Regions from separate parts of the Homo sapiens genome. Here region 2 is linked to region 1. A link is a contact called in ENCODE Hi-C or POLR2A ChIA-PET data. All regions are on one chromosome and are shown on one strand. Each heading gives the region's core, a stretch centred on a gene start or an enhancer-like site at or near the end of the contact. The rest is flanking DNA. Distances are from core to core; before and after follow the strand shown. Region 1 holds the start of RANBP2 (RAN binding protein 2). Region 2 holds the start of SULT1C4 (sulfotransferase family 1C member 4).

What was found. Hi-C counts contacts between places; a loop is a spot of excess contacts on that map. ChIA-PET counts read pairs that join two places held with the same protein, here RNA polymerase II (POLR2A). Pooled maps may share reads with other maps.
Region 2: a pooled map shows a loop between it and region 1 (2.7-fold over the local background). The contact joins the promoter of SULT1C4 here to the promoter of RANBP2 in region 1. A Hi-C loop is called at or near these places in 3 of 50 pooled maps. POLR2A ChIA-PET finds 5 or more read pairs at or near these places in 2 of 52 experiments (WTC11 and activated T-cell).

The regions. Positions count from the first base shown.
Region 1 is chr2:108,717,970-108,721,254 of GRCh38, reverse strand. RANBP2 (RAN binding protein 2) reads right to left here and starts at 1,773. Exons shown (of 29, transcript NM_006267.5): 1 at 1,577-1,773. The coding sequence starts at 1,648. RefSeq lists enhancers at 1,547-1,606, 1,687-1,876, 970-1,899, 1,900-2,830.
Region 2 is chr2:108,376,385-108,379,669 of GRCh38, reverse strand. SULT1C4 (sulfotransferase family 1C member 4) reads right to left here and starts at 1,716. Exons shown (of 7, transcript NM_006588.4): 1 at 1,164-1,716. The coding sequence starts at 1,332.

The sequences.
Region 1 (3,285 bases), core at 524-3,023:
TCAGACCCACTGCCAAAATTCTGCTGCACTATCTATTTGACCCTGAACAAGTATCTTAAATCTCTACAGGTCTCAATATCCACAGGGCTGCTGGAAGCGCAAAATAAGATAACCTATGCTTAGTTACGATAAGAGACACAATTATGCTACTATTATAATCATGGTCATCCGTGAGTTTCCGGGTTTTTTTTGTTTTTGTTTTTGTTTTTTTGGAGTCTCCCTCTGTCGCCCAGGCTGGAGTGCAGTAGCGCGATCTCGGCTCACTGGAACCTCCGCCTCCCGGGTTCAAGCGACTCTCCTGCCTCAGCCTCCCGGGTAGCTGGGACTACAGGCATGCGCCACCACGCCCGGCTAACTTTTTTTGTATTTTTAGTAGAGACGAGGTATCAACATGTTAGCCAGGCTGGTCACGAACTCCTGACCTCAGGCAATCCGCCCTCCTCGGCCTCCCAAAGTGGTGGGATTACAGGCGTGAGCCACTGCGCCCCGCCAATATCCTTTTAACATCAACAATAAAAAGTGACTTGTAGCTAACATTTAGTGCTATGTGTCAAGCAATACCCTAAATGTTTAAAATGGATCATCCTATCAAATTCTATTAATGTTACAACTCCATCTATGGATGAAAAGTGTAACTGGCCCCAAATACCCAGCTTATAAACGACAGTGCTGTGATTATTCAAGCCAAAGCAAACTGACTCAAGATTCTGCGCACATCCACCTTTAATAGCTTCTTCCGTCACTCTTTAGATCCAATTACTAAAGTCTTATTGAATCCAAAATAGATCACATTATTTACATGTAAAGAGGAAAAATACCCTTAAAACATTTGTGGAAAAGGTTAAAAATTGCAAGCCATACTAACGATTTGTAAGAACTTTAGAATTTTTTTTTTTTAAGCAAAGGCAGCTACCAAAGTGTTCCGGGCGGGGAGGGGGGCGAGGGAGGTGAGTATGAGGAGCGGAGTGGAGCTGGACCCTTACAAAGGGACAGCGACAAACACCTCATACTCAAAACAAGGGGACTTTCAGTGTCATTTGCGCCGTCGGGCCATTGCAAATGTCCGCGCTGAGATGCCTACCTTGTCACTCGACGCAGCCGCCAAAGCTCACCCGGAGCTGCGTCAGTCCCCACTGGGTTCCTCCAGGCCAAGGAGGTACGACCTCCGCCGCAGCATATAAAGTATATGTCCAGGAGATGGGAAGAAACCCGCCGATACAGCACCCGGGTGCCCAAGCCCCCGAGAACTAGGCCGCGCGGGTACTACGGGGTGCGCGATCGGCCAGAAAGCCCGGGCCAGGGCGGCCCCAGGAGCGAGCACCGTCGGGAACAAGCGTCGGGAACAAGCCGGGAGAAAGAGGAAGCGCCGGCGCCAAAGGTCTCCCGCCCACCGCTGTCCCCCCAGGACTCTTCATGCGCTTGCAAGCGCCACGCCGCCCACAGGACTGCGCCAGCCGGCCGGCGCCTCAACAGAGCGCGCCAGGGAGCAGCGCCCGTCGGGAGCCATGACGCCTGAGCAGCGCGAGGCCGCCGCCCGGCCAGGTCGAGGCCGTCGGTCTCTTCGAGACCCACTCACCTGTCGAGGCGACGGGGTGGAGCCCTGCACCGAGGCGATGTACCGCTCCACGTCAGCCTTGCTGCGCCTCATCGCGCCGCCAACCTGGCTCCCGAGGCGCGTGAGACCAGCGCTCAGGCCCGCAGCAGTCGCCACTTCCAAGAGGAAAGCGCCTGCAAACCAGTGACGCAGCGCCGTAGCCGGCGGAGGACCACTGTGACGAACTTGCGGCGCAGCCGGCGGAGGACCACTGTGACGAACTTGCGTACTGCGTCAGCAGTGTGCGCCACGTTGGCGACGTCGGCGCTCGAGCTGCACTCGGCCAGGCTCTTGGCAGCGCCGCGTGCTCTGAGGGTGTCTTGGCAAGCCGGGATCAGATTTCGGCCGCCAGTGTCCACAGCCTAGGGCGTAGATTTCCAGCAGATAACAATTTGCGTGATGGGCTCTTAAGCGTTTTGGTCACTTGTTCTAAATTATAAGTGCGCAATGCATTGGAAGAAAAAAAGCACTCAGGCCAATTTGGTGAACGTGTAAATTGGAACAAAGTTTCTGGAGATGACTGGTTAAATACGTTGCATCGGACATGTGTGAATACTAAAGCATACATTTTTAAATTCATATCTTATTAAATGAGGGCCAGGCGTGGTGGCTCACGCCTGTAATCCCAGCACTTTGAGAGGCCACGGCGGGCGGATCATGAGGTCAGGAAATCGAGACCATCCTGGCTAGCACAGGGAAACCCCATCTCTACCAAAAATACAAAAAATTAGCCGGCCGTGGTGTCGGACGCCTGTAGTCCCAGCTACTCCGGAGGCTAAGGCAGGAGAATCGCTTGAACCCGGGAGGCGGAGGTTGCAGTGAGCCGAGATTGCGCCGTCTGGGCGACAGAGGGAGACTCCGTCTGAATTTAAAAAAAAAAAAAAAGGGAGATTTAGAACTGCATAATGAAAAAGACCACAAATATTAAGTTTTGGACAATTACAATTTTTTAAACAGTCATCTCGGCGGGGGATTGGTTCCAGAACCACCGTCTTATGCCAAAATCCACGCATTCCGCCGGGCGCTGTGGTTCACGCCTGTAATCCCAGCACTTTGGGAGGCCGAGGCGGGCGGATCACCTGAGGTCAGGAGTTCGAAACCAGCCTGGCCAACATGGCGAAAGCCCATCTCTACTAAAAATACAAAAAATTACCTGGGCGTGGAGGTGGGCCCCTATAATCCCAGCTACTCGGGAGGCTGAGGCACGAGAATCGCTTGAAACTGAGAGGCGAGGGTTACAGTGAGCTGAGATCGCGCCACTGCACTCAAGCCTGGGCGAGAGTAAGACTTCCTAAAAAAAAAAAGAAGAAGAAGAAGTCCGCGCATTCTCAAATCCCGCAGTCAGTCCTGCGGGTGGAACACTTAGAGGAAAAGTCAGACCTCTCTATATGCAGGCCCCTCCAATACTGTATTTTCTGTCGGCTTATAAGCGGGCCCAGGCAGTTCAAACCCATGTTATTCAAGGGTCAACTGTGTATATAGGAATAGCCATTCGCCTGGCACAGTGGCTTAAGCTGGTAGCCCCAGCACTTTGGGAGGTCGAGGCGGGAGGATCCCTCGAGTCCAGGAGTTCCAGGTTACAATGAACTGTGATAGCGCCACTGCATTCCATCCTGGGCACCAGAGTGAGACCCTTGTCTCAAAAAAAAAAAAAAAAAGGAAAAGGAATAGCCCCCCCAAATCTATATATA
Region 2 (3,285 bases), core at 467-2,966, 340 kb after region 1:
ATATTACTTTAGATGGCAAGTATTTAATTTTCTTAGTGTGCTTTTTGAATTGCTTAAACCTCATTAATGCCATGAAAAACCTAAATGAACCATATCTTTGTACTTGCGTTTGGCAGATAGAGAAAAGATTATTTATGTATTGAATTGATAATCAAGTGGAATTGTCAATGAAATTAAGATGATGAGATGTGATCCTCACCAGTGGCTACTTTTAGAAATTTACATTCAGAAAAATTTGATCCTGAATGGGCTCCTGATGAGTAAGATTGGGAAATCAGGACCAAAATGAAACAGATGGACAAAGAAGAGACCAAGGCCTCCATGTGCCTGCAGAATCTTCTGTCAGGATCTTGAGAGATAAGAACAAAAGAGGATTTTGAACAGTCTCAGAAAATACTGAGGTTTAGATTTTTTGATGTGTGTGTGTTTGTGTGTGTATAACAAGAGTTTTTGACAGCTTGATTTTGCAAAGAGCAAATGTATATACAATTTGTGTGTGGACCCAGTAATGTATTTCTAGTAGATATGTAGATATGCAAAAATATTTATAGAGAACTATTTCCACCTCATCATCACCCAATTTTTATGACGTGGTGGCTCGGCTTAAGCTAGTCCTACTTTTACAGACAACTTTGTTAAACTGATTGTTGAGATAAGGCAGTTGGTTCAAAACTTACCACAAAGGAAGGTGGAAATCAGAAGGATGGTTCTCAGACCCTGAGATGGGAGGGCTGCTGAGGTGATATCAGCATTGCAGAACCAAAGCTCCCCTATTTCTTTCCCAAATCAGACTCAGGATCACCTTTCTAGCTCACACACTCAAAGCAGCTTTTTACAAGATCTACAATAAGGGCCTAGATTGGGAATGAATAAATAAACAAGTCTACCCTTTTGCTCTTAACTGTTTTCACTCTCTCCTGGGAAAGTGAAAAAAAAAAAAAAAGGAAGTACATCATAGTATCATAGGAAGATTGAATTCTAAAAATTTGTATGTCATTTTAGTATGTTTCGGTATAGCTTCAGTTTCCACTAGTAACTTTCCTTAGCCATATCACTCTGTCCAGAGTTTTCCAGATCAACTTCTTTATTTCATGACTAATGCATACTTCCACTTACCTTCCTAACTCTCCTCTTCCCCTTCCCCTGCAAGCCCTTCCACCTACCTGCTTTAGGATAGGTAGAAATAAGCAGGTCATCAGGCTTGGCTTGGAAGTTCCAGATCTTATCCCAGATGTCACAGGTGTCTGTCGGTTGAAGAATTCCCTTCACGTAGTTGACACTTAAGCGCTTTGTTCCATCAAATGTAAAATCCTCCATGTCGTGTAAGGCCATTAGTGTAAGAAATCAGAGGGCTCTTCCAGACACAAAGTTATCTTCAGTCAGCATATGGCTGCGTTGTGGATAGAGGCAGCACTCTATCCACCACACTACCACACTATCCAGCCCTCTAGCACAGGCCTGTCTGGGCCAGCAAACAGGGAGAAAGTGAGTTGCAGGCCTCCCGACTCAGGTTCCAGGGAACTGGAACTCTTGTTTATGACTTTGTCCACTGGCAGTTTCCTGAGGAACTGCAGCCCCCTCCTCACCAGGCTGTGGCGTCACAGCAGAGGCGGCCACAAACCCTGCTGGCCAGCAAACAGGGAGAAAGTGAGCTGCAGGTCTCCCGACTCAGGTTCCAGGGAACTGGAGCTCTTGTTTATGAATTTGTCCACTGGCAGTTTCCTGAGGAACTGCAGCCCCCTCCTCACCAGGCTGTGACGTCACAGCAGAGGCGGTCACAAACCCTGCTGGCTGGGTCCCGTTCCAGCCCTTCCGTTCTCTGTGAGTTAACAGGACATAGTATCACATTGTTTATAGCTCTCATGTCTGTGTCCATTAAACCCTTCATAGATAATTTCAGTAATTATTCCTTCTGGGAATTTTAAACAATTAAAAAGTTGCAGGACTTGCCTGTGAAATTACAGATTCTACACAGAATGACTTCCCTGAGAGACTGCAGGGACTTTCCCGTGGGCTATTAACAGTGGGGGCCTGGATGGATCTGAATCTCCCAGTACAAACATCTGCCAGGGTCAGCTTTGTTATTTTTTAAGAGTAAAATAAATAATGCTAAACTGGAGAATTGTAGGGGTTTCATCACAGCTATGAAAACATGTATGCCTCATTTAAAGCAAAAGGGATGCAGAAAACTCCAGAGTTAACAGAAGACAGTGGCTGCCTTAGGAATCCATTCTGCCCCTGATAATCAGAAATTTCACAACTTGCTTCAGTCCCTGCCCCCGGCCTGGCCTGCACCCCAGGGCCATGCCACACTTGCTCCCCATGGCAGCACTCCTTCTGGAGATCTTGTCGGCTCTTGTGTGTCTGGCTGTCTGATTCTCTTTCTTCGTGTCCCAGCTTTGATGCCCCCTTTCTGGAGAAGCCTTCTTTGACTTTCTATGTCATCTCAAGTAGGTCCCTCCTATTTCCTTGCTCATGGCACTTTGTGTTCCTTTAGAGCAACCATTGACAGTTAGTTTTTGCGTGTTTACTTGTTGGCATTTTCTGTCTCCTTCACTACACTCTAAGGCACATGAAATGGGGCCTGTTGTTTTCTCACTGTTTGATAGCTGTATGCCTAGTGTCTGGCATTCTTCTATTTCTCGAAAGAATGAATGAGTAAAACTAAGCAAAAATTGAGGAAGCGAGTTCCTTGGGCCATCATTATGTGGGGACTAGGTGAGTATGGTGGCTGTGGCTTGACATCCTTCAGAGAGAAGTCAGGCTGCCTGTATTTGAACCCTGTGCCAAGTCCCAGTAGCTGTGGGCAATGGCAGGTTACAGAATCTTTCTCTGTTTCATATCACGCTTTTCCTCAGGTCTGAATTGGGGATCTTAACATTATCTACCTCATGGTTGTGGGGAGATAAAACAGCTTATTTAATGCTTGGCAACAGGGAAATGTTGAATAAATCATAGCTGTTAATAATAATGGGTGACTTTGTTCACCATTTCTCTGTGGCCCATGTTCTGGATGCAAACTCAGAAAAGATCAATTCTTTGGCTTTCCCTATTCCTCATCCCCTCCCTCCAGACCATGGTGAGGTGGATGGGCCCTTGAGACAGAGACTGCCAGGTGGAATGCCTGGGATGCATATGCATTTAAACAGACTTATAAAAATCACCTATAATTTTTCAGTTAGATTTTATTCTATAATCTTTTTGGCCCTGTGTGCCATCAGAGTAGAGTGGTAGATATTCAGCAATGCCTTAGCAGTTTTCTCCAGTGCGTTGTGTGCTAGAGGG